2 separate regions of the Homo sapiens genome follow, and region 1 is linked to region 2. A link is a contact called in ENCODE Hi-C data. All regions are on one chromosome and are shown on one strand. Each heading gives the region's core, a stretch centred on a gene start or an enhancer-like site at or near the end of the contact. The rest is flanking DNA. Distances are from core to core; before and after follow the strand shown.

The links. Hi-C counts contacts between places; a loop is a spot of excess contacts on that map. Pooled maps may share reads with other maps.
Region 1: a loop to region 2 is called in a map of CD8-positive, alpha-beta T cell, with 8 times the contacts of the local background. The contact joins the promoter of CEP112 here to the enhancer-like site in region 2. A Hi-C loop is called at or near these places in 1 of 168 maps with a recorded cell type or tissue (CD8-positive, alpha-beta T cell), 1 of 37 single-sample maps with no recorded cell type and 5 of 50 pooled maps.

The regions. Positions count from the first base shown.
Region 1 is chr17:66,187,448-66,193,796 of GRCh38, reverse strand. CEP112 (centrosomal protein 112) reads left to right here and starts at 1,664. Exons shown (of 27, transcript NM_001199165.4): 1 at 1,664-1,800.
Region 2 is chr17:64,976,836-64,983,186 of GRCh38, reverse strand. No RefSeq gene overlaps it. Among named protein-coding and RNA genes, the nearest start is that of LRRC37A3, 61 kb to the right of the region's middle. Within about 2 kb of position 2,451, at least 2 of the 41 ENCODE cell types and tissues checked have a DNase peak (open chromatin) inside an H3K27ac peak, as active enhancers do.

The sequences.
Region 1 (6,349 bases), core at 415-2,914, 1.2 Mb before region 2:
TCTATGCATATCTTAATATTTTTATTTGCATGTGTGTGTATATATGAATGAAAAATATATAAATGAAAATGATATATATAAATGAAAAAAATGACAATCAGCTTGTTCTTAAAAGCGGGAAGGGAGATCTACTCATCTTATTTTCACCTAAGTAGAGGAAATATTTAAAGACATTTTTCATTTTCAGTTATATTTTTCTGCTATAGTTATTTCCTCTGAGATGAGCTTGAGCTTGTTACATTTTTTCTTTGATTTATCTTCTATTTATTTATCTTCTATTTTTCTTTTCATGTTTATTTAGACACCATTTGTCAAATTCATTTCATATTCTTTCAGCAATGCAGTTTATGATTCTAAAAATTGCATATATTTATTATGCACAACATTGTGAAATGACTAAGTCAAGCTAATTAACATAAGCGTTGCTTCACATACTTATTAATTTTGTGATGAGAACACTTAAGATGTACTCTTTTAGCAATTTTCAAGAACACAATACATTATCATTTACTATGGTCACCACGTTGTAAAATAGATCGCTTAGACTTATTCCTCCAATCTAACTTAAATTTTGTTTCCTTTGACCAATGTCCTCCTCCTCCTGAGGCTGGAGTAGGGTAGTTTATCTTTTTTTTTTTTTTTGAGTCTCGCTCTGTCGCCCAGGCTAGAGTGCAGTAGCGCAATCTCGGCTCACTGCAACCTTTGCTTCCCGGGTTCAAGCAATTCTCCTGCCTCAGCCTCCCGAGTAACTGGGATTACAGCCGTGTGCCACCACGCCTGGCTAATTTTTTGTATTTTTAGGAGAGACAGGGTTTCACCGTGTTAGCCCGGATGGTCTCGATCTCCTGACCTCCTGATCCGCCCACCTTGGCCTCCCAAAGTACTGGGATTACAGACGTGAGCCACCCCGCCCGGCCAGTTTATCTATCTTGAATGTATTAACTGACTGGTTAAATTCCTGCAATTGCATGCTTGATTTTGCATCCTTGATTCTCAGTACTAATTATCTGGATTATATATCATTCCCTAGTTATAAACATGTTCAAGTATGCTTTTGAAAACTAAACATTCTTAAAAGCATTCTGTACCCTTTATTTTCCTTAGCATGATTTGTCTTTGAGACAAGGAAGAGCTAGCTGTTGGTGTTTACTTCCAGTGAGATAGGTTTTAAAAAGAACCTTTTGAAGAATTTGACTTGGGTTTTGATATATCAGAGAGTGAGGAAATTTTCACTTGAGACCCATTCAACTCTGATGTCTGTCCACATAACGGATCACCCCTTTTGTGAACATCCTCCAGCCGCCCCATTTTCTGTGCCCTTATTTTTTCGCCACGGCCCCTAAGGTGATCATAAGCGACTCTGCGCGGGATGCGGGAGGGCAGCAGCATTCAAACTGTGGTCGGGTTATCCCGGAAGCTTCGACTGGGGACCCGCCAAGGGGCCCACAAGCTGGGGTGCGAGTCTGGCGGTTGCTGGGCCAGCAGGAGCGTCGCCATGGCAACGGGGCCGCGCGCACGCCGCCACCTGTGGGTGGAGAAATGCCCGCGCGGAAGTCTCCGCCCCCAGCCTGGGGCGCCGGTGGTCGCCGCCGCCGGGAACGTCGCCATGGCAACCGCACCGCAGGCTAGAGGGGTGGAGTAGGGGGCGGGGAAATGCGAGCGCGAAAGTCCCCGCCCCCGGGCTGCTGGGCGGCGGCGACCCAGCGGCCCGCAAGGATTTGAAACCGTTTGGCAGGGGCGGCGGTGGCGGCGGCGTTGGCGGCAGCGGCCGAGCGGAAAGCTTGCGTGTGGTGGTGCCAGGTTCTCGTTTTTTTCTGAATTTCCTTCCCCCGCCCCTCCCACCAGGTTCTTGAGTGGAATTTTGCGCCGGTGGCTGCCGCCCCGCCCTTGCGGGCCCGTTCGGGAAGGGGCGTCGCCCTCAGGCCCTGGGCCCGTTCTCCGGGCCTGGGGGGCGCGCGCCCCTGGGGTCCCGGCGCTGCCCGCTGTGGTGTCCCCGGCAGGCAGAGCGCGATCCAGGCCGGGACGACTTGGGAAAGTTCTAAGTAAAGTTTGATCAGCCGGTTTGATCGGTCTGACGTGGTCCAAGAGTCTGACCCAAGGGTTTGCGACTGGGAGAGGAAATCTGTGTCCTGGACAAGGTAGGAGCGCGGCCTGGGCCTGGGCCTCGGCGGGCCGAGGAAGGGACTGCCAGGAACGGCACCGCTGGAGTTTTCAATTCCGTCCCAGAAAAGAGTCTCAGAACAATCAGCTGGATTTGCGGGGACAGAACCAGGGCGCTGGTTGGTTTGCAGAAAGTCATAGGCCGCTTGGAGAGGCCCAAGCCCAGCACCGCCGCATGTAGGATGCTACCCTGTGTTTCTGAGTTAATTATTTTTAAGTGTTCAAGAGAACGACATAAGTAAATGTGAACAGCTTTTCTGATCATTGCACGGCTACTTTTATTTGTTTTTAATATTTTAAGATGAGTCAAAATAAGATAGAAAAGGCACATTAAATTCCATGAGCCTCTCCACAGTGGTCAGGCTGCAGCTTAGTGGAATGCATGGTATTAATAATTTGTGCAGTGTTCAGGCCCAGCTGTCACTGTCCACTAAGAACCTAGGTCAGTGACTTCACCTCACTTAAGCCTCAGCTTCCTTCTTCCTCTGTGAAATGACCATGGAAATGGTGCGGAAATGGTAGGGCCGGGCCAGAGAATAAACTGAGATTTGTTTCTAAAGCACACACTGAGCTACGGGTAGAGTCAGGGAAGGCTCTTGTCAAAACATCCACACGTGTAAGCCAGAGAAAACGTGCACCTCTAATCCTTTTTAATTTGTCGACGTTTCCAGTTTTCTTTAATGACCCACAATATATTTAAAATATGATTTGATTGAACAAAATGGGTTTTACACAACTTCCAAGAACGTTTGTTTTGTTTGGCAAGGAGTGTGATATGAATGAAGTGTATTCTTTGCTTGGCAGTTGTGACTCCTTTTTTTCCCAGACCTTTTAATACTTGTGGTTTGGTTATGTTTGCTGACTGTAGGGTAGGTAAGCCCATTTTGTAGCTGTCCAAAAAGAAGTTTAAAAAAAGGCAGCATGGGTGAGTTTAATAAAAGACATGATCCAAATATAGATTGTAGCTATAAGCAAGAGTCACCCAATTTACTTCTTTTTTACCTTTGGAATTATTTATTTTTTTGAGACAGTCTTGCTCTGTGGCCCAGGCTGGAGTGCAGTGGTGCAAACTCAGCTCACGCTCACTGCAACGTCCGTCACCTGGGTTACCTTTGAAATAATTTATATAACTGATAGGCACACTATAATTACTCTAAGCCTAAGCCAAAGATGTTGCTTTACTTATTTTTCAATTCCAGTAATTTAAATTTTCAATTCTGATAAATGGTATGAAACTTTTGATAAGTTGGAACTTAGATACAATTTGTGAATATGATGTAATTTGTTTTTAAATTATTTATTTTTCATTTTCAATTTTTTTTTTTTTGAGACGGAGCTTTGCTCTTGTCACCCAGGCTGGAGTGCAGTGGCATGATTTCAGCTCACTGCAACCTCTGCCTCCCAGGTTCAAGCGATTCTCCTGCCTCAGCTTCCTGAGTAGCTGGGATTACAGGTGCCTGCCACCATGCCCGGCTAATTTTTGTGTTTTTAATTGGCCAGGCTTGTCTCGAACTCCTGACCTCAGGTGACCCTCCCGCCTCGGCCTCCCAAAGTGCTGGGATTACAGGTGTGAGCCACTGCACCCGTTCCATTTTCAGGTTTTTTGAGACAGGGTCTCACTTTATTGCTCAGGCTGGAGTGCAGTGGTGTGATCTTGGCTCATTGCAGCCTTGACCTCTTGGGCTCAAGTGATCCTCCCACCTCAGTCTCCCGAGTAGCTGGGACTACAGATGCATGCTACCATGCTTGGCTAATTTTTGTATTTTTTTGTAGAGACAGGGTCTCACTATGTTGCCCAGGCTGGTCTTGAACTCCTGGGATCAAATGATCCACTCACCTTGGCCTCCCGAAGTGTTTGGATTACAGATGTGAGCCACCACACCTGGCCAATAAGATGTAATTTGTATAGCAATAATTCCTTGAAGGTTTGAAATGTTAGTTTTTTTGTTTCTTTTTCCATTTCTTTATTTTTTTGGAGAAAAATTAAGGGATAAGAAGAAGCAGATTTTTAGTTTTTACCAAATGTTACTTTGATTCTTTAGTTTTTTTTTTAAATGTATACTTCAATATTGCATGTCAATATAGCAATTCCAATTGCCTTTCTACTTTTCAAAATACTTTTTTTTTTTTTTTTGAGACAGAGTTTTGCTGTGTCACACAGGTTGAGTGCAGTGGCACCATCTCAGCTCACTGCAAACTCCGCCTCCCGGGTTCAAGCGATTCTCCTGCTTCAGCCTCCCTAGTAGCTGGGAATACAGGTGTGTGCCACTTTGCCCAGCTAATTTTTTTGGTATTTTTAGTAGAGACGGGGTTTCACCATGTTGGCCAGGCTGGTCTTGAACTCCTGACCTCAAGTTATCCGCCTGCCTCAGCTTCCCAACGTGCTGGGATTACAGGTGTGAGCCAACGCGCCTGGCCTTCAAAATACTTTTTAATTAGTTGGAGATATTGCTCACTTATATGTAAATGGCCAATATAATAAATCTGAGGGCTAGAGGTTTCAGAATTTTAATCTGAGCTTTGTGCTTGATTTCATGATTTTGAGTTAGTCATTTAATGGTTGAATTTTAGTTTCCTCTAATGTTAAACACTAACATTTCCTGCCCATGTCAAAGGATTTATTGAGAATTAGTGATTAGGAGGAATCTTTTTTATTTTGCTTTAGCTATAGATGTTCTCAGGCAAATGTTTGAGTACGTGGGCAGTATATAGTCTTTAAGCCCCGGAGTACATCTAGGCCAGAGCTGTGCTTTAAAACTCTGGGTTTATGATTTTCCATTGGTTTGTTCATCTATTTGAATTGTTGCTTTTCAACATTATGATCTCACATCCAGCACTGGTATCATAGCCTTCTGTTACCACGTGCATAACTGATGGAATATATTGTATACATGTAAAACAAAACCAACCAAACAAAAAATGATGAGTACCAGGTAATAAGCTAGGTACTTACTAAGATGTGTAAATCATGGTCCCTGCCTTCTAGGAGCTTCTCACAGATAATGGAAGATGTATGCATAATAATACACAGATGTGTAAAAAAAAAAAAAAACAGCATGATAAATGCTGTACACAGATGTGAACAGTTTACACTGAGAACAGAGCAACAGCCAGTCTAGGGCAAGGGGGGGCCAGCTTCACTCAGGTGACATTTGAGCTGCATTTACCTGACTCCAGGTGGAGGGAATAGCCTATGAAAAGGGGGTGGGATTAGATAAGGGCTCGGGGGTGGGGGGGGGTTTGACCATGGTGAGGAGTTCATTGTGGCAAGAGGGAAGTGGGCATTTGTGGGTTGGTGTAGTTAGGCAAAGTGTGTGTGTGTGTGTGTGTGTGTGTGTGTGTGTGTGTGTTTGTGTGTGTGGTGTGAGAGACAGGCCTAAATGCAAAGGTACTTGTATGCCTAACTTTGGGTTTGGATAGTATTCTGTTTTAGGCAGTCACGAGAGATTTTTAAACAGGAAGCTATAGGCTTAGCTTTGTCATTAGGAAACTCATTCTGGAGCAGGTGAGGAAAATGGACTCAAGTAGAGAAAACTGACAGTAGGGAGACAGATGATGAGGCTGCCGCAGTAGTTCAAATAAGTGGTAGGCAGGCCTCTATCTGAGATCGTGGCAGTGAGAATAGGGAAGCAGGCAGATTTTGAGATATTTCTCAGCATTTATTGATGTATTGGTTTATGGGGGTTCAGAGGATGGGAACATTGAAACTTCTAGCTTGGGAGATGAAGTAGATGATGATGTCATCAAGCAGAGTACATCATAGATTTATGGAGAAAAACATCAAGGATTGTTTTCTTGGACATATAAATCTAGATAATAAACAGGACATTAGTGAATAGGTCCAGGAGCTATTGTAAATGAGTCTGGAGTTGCAAAGAGAGGCTGGAGTTTGAAATAAAATTTAAGGGTGAATGGCATGAAACGAATACTTGAAGCGATGGTACTGAATACAATCACTATGCGAGTGTGAAAAGTCAGATCAAAAGGAGACTAAGGAAAGAGCACTGGAGAGTCCATATTGACTGGAGAAGCCAGAGCCATTGAGAGACCGAGAAGGAATGATCTGAGGCAGTAGGGGAGCCAGCAGTGAATGGAACCACTGAAGTCAAAGAAGAGTTTCTTAGGAGCAGGGAGTTGTCAGAAGTGGAAGATGCTGTGGAGATGTCAAATAGGATGCAAACTGAAGACA
Region 2 (6,351 bases), core at 1,202-3,701:
AAGAATGGAGGGAAGGAAATTATCAAAAAAATAATACCAGAAAATTTCTCAGAATGAAAGGATAAGAGTCTCAGTATCAAAGGGCCTGCTAAGTGAGCCACAAAATGAATGAGAAGAAAGGTTCAGGCTAAGGCACATCTTTATAACCCTTCAGAACGCTAAGGATAAAAAGGAGACCCTATAATCTTCCTAAAAATAACAGATAACATACAAAGAACTAGGAATCAAAATGGCATTGAACATCTCAGTAGCAACATTGGAAGTCAGAAGAAACTGGAGCAAACTGTTTATAATTCTGAGGGGAAATGATTTGCAATCTAGAATTCCACACCAACTCAATAAATTCTCAATCAAGTATGAGGGCAGGATAAAAACATTTTCAGATGTCAAAGTTCTCAAAATATTTATCTCTATGTACCTTTATTCCAGAAGGTTCTGGGGATGTGCTACTGAAACCAAAGGAGTAGGCCAGGAAAGAGGAAGACAGAATTTAGTAATTTAAGAAACAGGGGATCCAACAGAGCAAAGTGTAGTTGCAGTCCTAGGAACAGCTATGCAGTAGGCCCATGGATGACCAGTATAGATAGGAATGTGGAGATGAGGGTACCCAGAAAAAAAATGTAACTAGTGTAAACGGGCCATGTAGAGAAGCATTAAAAAACAAAGTAAAGAATCAGAGAATCATAAAAAATAAGGCACATGCATGTTATATAGTTTTTTAAAAGAAAATAAATAATAGAAATCAAGTGATGATTAACTCTAGGCAAAAATAAAGAGGTTCTACAAGAAAGAAAGCATGGTCATAGTACACTACTTGGCTCTGTAGTACACAATGTTTGCATAATCATCATAATGTAAACACTGACCACCAGATTCAACCAAAATGTGTGATATAATCACCAGAGGAATGAGAGGTAGAAAGTATGATGTATGAGAGTTAAGTCCTCATCTCTCATGGCAATAAATTAACAGATGCTACCTAAAATCAAAAGATCAAGAAATCTCACTATACACACATTGTTGAGAAACATGGAGATAAATACCAGAAAAAACAGCCAAGGAGTTGAGAACAGTAGCCTCTAGGAAGTTGGCCTATGGGGTGGGGACTATTACTTTTCATTACAATGCTTTTAGTACTTCTTAGCTTTTAAAAATGTATATTTGGAATATTTTCATATATATAGTAATTTTATTATTTATTTATTTTTTGAGACCAAGTGTTGCTCTATTATCCAAGCTGAAATGCAGTGGTGTGATCTCAGGTCACTGCAACCTCTGCCTCCCAGGTTCAAGCGATTCTCCTGCCTCAGCCTCCCAAGTAGCTGGGACTACAGGTGTGTGCCACCACACTTGGCACACTTGGCTAATCTTCTGTGTGGTTTTTTTTTTTTTTTTTTTTTAGCAGAGACGGGGTTTTGCCACATTGGCCAGGCTGGTCTCGAACTCCTGACCTAAGTGATCCGCTTGCCTTGGCTTCCCAAAGTGCTGAGATTACAGGCGTGAGCCACTGCACCCGGTCCATAAAGTAATTTTAAAATAAAGTCAACAAATTAGGAAGACAAAGGATGGCTTGGTTGTTAATCTAAATGAATCTCTAGTTAGTGGTATGTTGGTGTAAGTAAAATTCAGAGACCATAGAAAAATAGATTGAGGAGCAGCTGAAAGCCTAGGCAGAAAGACAGAGGCAGAGAACCACCTAGAAAACATGGAGAAGCTGTTATGCCCAAGGGTCATTTGTATATTTAGGAATGCCTAAATATTAATACACTACTGACTTGTTAAATTGCTTTCTGACTGTAAAAGTAATAATACTTATTGTAGAAAGTTTGGAAAAGGCAAATTAACAAGTAAAGCAGGAGAGAGAGAAATCAAAACCACCAAATATCTCATTATTCATAGATTATTACTTATCAGCACTTTCTTTTTTTTTTTTTTTTGGACACAGAGTGAGTACAGTGGCACGATCTTGGCTCACTGCAACCTCCGCCACCCTGGTTCAAGTGATTCTCATGGCTCAGCCTCCCGAGTAGCTGGGATTTCAGGCGTGTGCTACCATGCCCAGCTAATTTTTGTATTTTTTAGTAGAGATGGGGTTTCGCCTTGTTGGCCAGGCAGGTCTGGAACCCCTGACCTCAGATGATCTGCCTGCCTCAGCTTCCCAAAGTTCTGGAGTTACAGTCATGAGCCACCATGCCCGGCCAAGCACATCTTTTTAAAACAAAAATAAGATTACAACATATAGGCCAGGCAAGATGGCTCATGCCTGTAATCCCAGCACTTTGGAAGGTGGAGGCATGCAGATGGCTTGAGCCCAGAAGTTCAAAACCAAAACAAGCCTAGGCAACATGGTGAAACCCCTTCTCTACAAAAAACACAAAACATTAGCCAAGTGTAATGGTGCATACCTATAATCCCAGCTACTTGGGAGGCTGAGGTGGGAGAATCACCTGATCCTGAGACGTCCAGGCTGCAGTGAGCTGTAATCACACTACTGTACTCCAGCCTGGGTGACAGAGTAAGGCCCCGTCCCAAAAAAAAAAAAAAAAAAATTACAACGTGTAAACATTTCTGTGTCACACTTTATTTCCCCTTAGCATTTCTCTAGGTCACTACTGTCTTTGAGAAATGATTTTTTTTTTTCTTGAGATAGTCTCGCTCTGTCGCTCAGGCCGGAGTGCAGTGGTGTGACCATGGCTCACTGCAACCTCTTTCTGCCAGGTTCAAGCGATTCTCCTGCTTCAGCCGCCTGAGTAGCTGGAACTACAAGCATGTGCCACCACACCTGGCTAATTGTTGTATTTTTAGTAGAGACCGGGTTTCGCCATGTTAGCCAGGCTGGTCTTGAACTCCTGACCTCAGGTGATCAGCCTGTTTTGGCCTCCCAAAGTGCTGGGATTACAGGCATGAGCCACTGTGCCCAGCTGAGAAATGATTTTAAATAGATGCTTAGTATTCTAACATATGAATGTACATGTAATTTATGGTCTATGATTAATAATTTATGCTTTTCCAGTCTCCAATAGCTGGATATTTTGATTGTTTCTAATTTTCATAATTATAAATAATATTTTGTTGACTATCCTTAACCATAAGTCTGTGAGATCTCTTATTGGGTCAATAGGTATGAACATTTTAAAAGCTATTAATACTCCATGTCAGGTTGTTCACCAGAAAGATTCGACCTGTTTATACACTCCGCCAGGACAGTCTACCATCATTGGACATTATCATCAAATACAACTTTTTAGTAACCATGTTAATGTATCACACAATCAAAAAAAGATCAAGGTTGGGGGGAAATTCATAAAATGGAATGCAAACAAAAATAAATGAACCTAACTATATTTCATGTTAATAACAATACTACACTGAAGGGCAGAATTGGGAGGGGGAACTAACCTAGGTAGGTAACTTGAACACAGTTATTTTAATATATATCCTCTGGCTATAAAGAACCTTAAATACATACTAATTGGTAGAATTGTTTTCCTGCAGTGCTATGGATTAGGAATTCTGAAATTATTTTTAGTACATATTCTAGTACAGAGCAAATAAATAAATAAATTGTGAATAACAGGAGCCAGGTTTCTCTCTACTGATGAAGGACATCATACATATGGAAAAATGGAAGGCTAGAATGAATGAACTCTGTGGTGTCAGGCTGGACTGGAATTGGAAATGTCAGTATGGACTCATGTTTTAGTTGTACTGTGGCTACTTACGAAAATGTGCTTGATTTTTGGGAATATACTATGAGGTATTTAGGAGTCCAGGGCATCATGTCTGCAACTTACTTTTTTTTGGAGACAGTCTTGCTCTGTTGCCCAGGCTGGAGTGCAATAACGTGATCTCAGCTCACTGCAACCTCCGCCTCCTGGGTTCAAGCGATTCTCCTGCCTCAGCCTCCCAAGTAGTTGGGATTACAGGCATGTAACGCCACACCCTGCTAATTTTTGTATTTTTAGTAGAGATTGGGTTTCACCATTTTGGCCTGGCTGGTCTCAAACTCCTGACCTCAAGTGATCAACCCACCTCAGCTTCCCAGAGTGCTGGGATTACAGGCGTGAGCCACTGCACCCGCCCCCGGCCTGCAATTTACTCTCAAACAGTTCAGGGAAACAATGTACATTTACATATAGAGAGAGACAGAGATAAAGACACAGAAAGAAAGAGAATGATAAAGAAATGAGGTAAAATGTTAAGTACTGGGGAATCTGGGTGAAGAGAATGCAGGGATTCTTTATACTATTTTTGCCACTTTTCTGTTAGCTTGAAATTATTTCAAAATAAACACTTTGGCCAAATTAGCAGGTAAGAAAACATTATTAGAGTGGTTTTCCTTTGAGTTCATTCATGTGTTCAATAAAGTTGAACACATGGATGTTAATGAACCATTCGGATTATATGGTTCATATTTTTTGCTCATTTTTATGTCATGGTGTTTTTCCGTGTTGATATGTAAAAGCTATTTTTAAACCCTTCATCTGCCGTATATGTTACATTTCTTTCCTGATTTCTGCCACCTTCTAATGTTGTTACCAACTTTCTTTTCCAACCTTGGGCCACTGGCATATACACTCATTTCTAAATATCAGAACTTGTAGTGTTCTTTGAAATGCAAACAGCCTATGGTTCATTTTGCAACTGCATATTAGTTAACAGGCAAAAATACCTTAGTAAGAGAAAGTGTCTTTTCCTTCTAATGAAAAAAAAAAAAAAAAACTAACCCCCCTGAAGCACTAAGGTGTTTATTTATTTACTTTTTTGAACAGGGTCTCACTCTGTTGCCCAGGCTAAAGTGCTGTGAATCATGGTTCACTGCAGCCTCGACCTCCCAGGCTCAATCCATCCTCCCACTTCAGCCTCCCAAGTAGCTGAGACTACAGGCATGTGTCACTACACCTGGCTTTTTTTCTAGAGATGGGGTCTCCCCCTATGTTGACCAGGCTGGTCTGGAACTCCTAGGCTCAAGTGATCCTCCTGTCTTAGCTTCCCAAAGTGCTGGGATCATAGGCATGAGACACCACGCCTGGTAAGTTTTTTTAAAAAAATAAATATTAGACCATGCAGAAACATGCTATCCTAAAATTTTTGAGCAAGTACAAAGTTCACGATTCAGAAATTTAAACAGTTTAAATGCAAAATGAAGTTCTTTTTAATGAATACCAAAAAACTGTCAGGAGATCGAGACCATCCTGGCTAACACGGTGAAACCCCGCCTCTACTAAAAATACAAAAAAAAAAAAATTAGCTGGGCGTGGAGGCGGGCACTGGTAGTCCCAGCTACTCGGGAGGCTGAGGCAGAAAAATGGCCTGAACCCAGGAGGCGGAGCTTGCAGTGAGCTCAGATACGCAACTGCACTCCAGCCTGGGCGACAGAGTGAGATTCCGTCTCAAAACAACAACAACAACAACAAAAAAAAAAAAAAAAAAAAAAAAAACTGACTGAAAATCTAGTGAATACCTTTTATGCTTCAGACACCCCGTATGAGAGTCTTTACCCTCAAGCATCTCGCAGTTGAGTAAGGGTGACATGTAAGAAATAGGTTCCAATCATTGTGACAAGGACAACTGCAGTATTATTACGTACACACAAGGCAATGAACAGGCAGAAGAGAAGTTTTGTCATGAGGCAGGATGAGGCTATAGAAGAGGTGACAACTAAGCTAAAGAAGCCACTCAGGATGTCAGAAGACAGCCGTTCAGTCAAAAACAGGCACAGTATCCAAAGGAACTCATTTGATCCCTAAAATTCTGCTAAGATGTGCTGTAGGCGGGGCGCGGTGGCTCATGCCTGTAATCCCTGCACTTTCGGAGGCCGAGATAGATGGATCACCTGAGGTCAGGAGTTTGAGACCAGCCTGGCCAGCATGGTGAAACCCCGTCTCTACTAAAAATACAAAAATTAGCCGGGCGTGGTGGTGCGTGCCTGTAATCCCAGCTACTCGGGAGACTGAGGCACGAGAATCGCTTGAACCCAGGAGGCAGAGGTTGCAGTGAGCCAAGATCACGCCACTGCACTCCAGCATGGGTGACAGAGTGAGACTTCGTGTCAAATAATAACAATAAAAGATGTGCTGTAATTGTGTCCGTTTTACAAACTAGTGAAGAAATGAAAAAGAGGTCAAGTAACTGGCACAGGTCCCACGCTAGTGAGGGTTTTGGGATTCAAGCACAGACCACCTTCGCCCCTATGCTACACCACCTCAGGCTGTCGGGAGATAGGCGCCCAGTCAAAAGGCACATAGAAGAAAGCCTACGACTTCTCAAGCATTGAAGCAGGAGTGGCGCATCGGTATGCTCAACTTCAAACTTTGAGAACAGTCATGGTAGGAATGCATTTTATTCAAG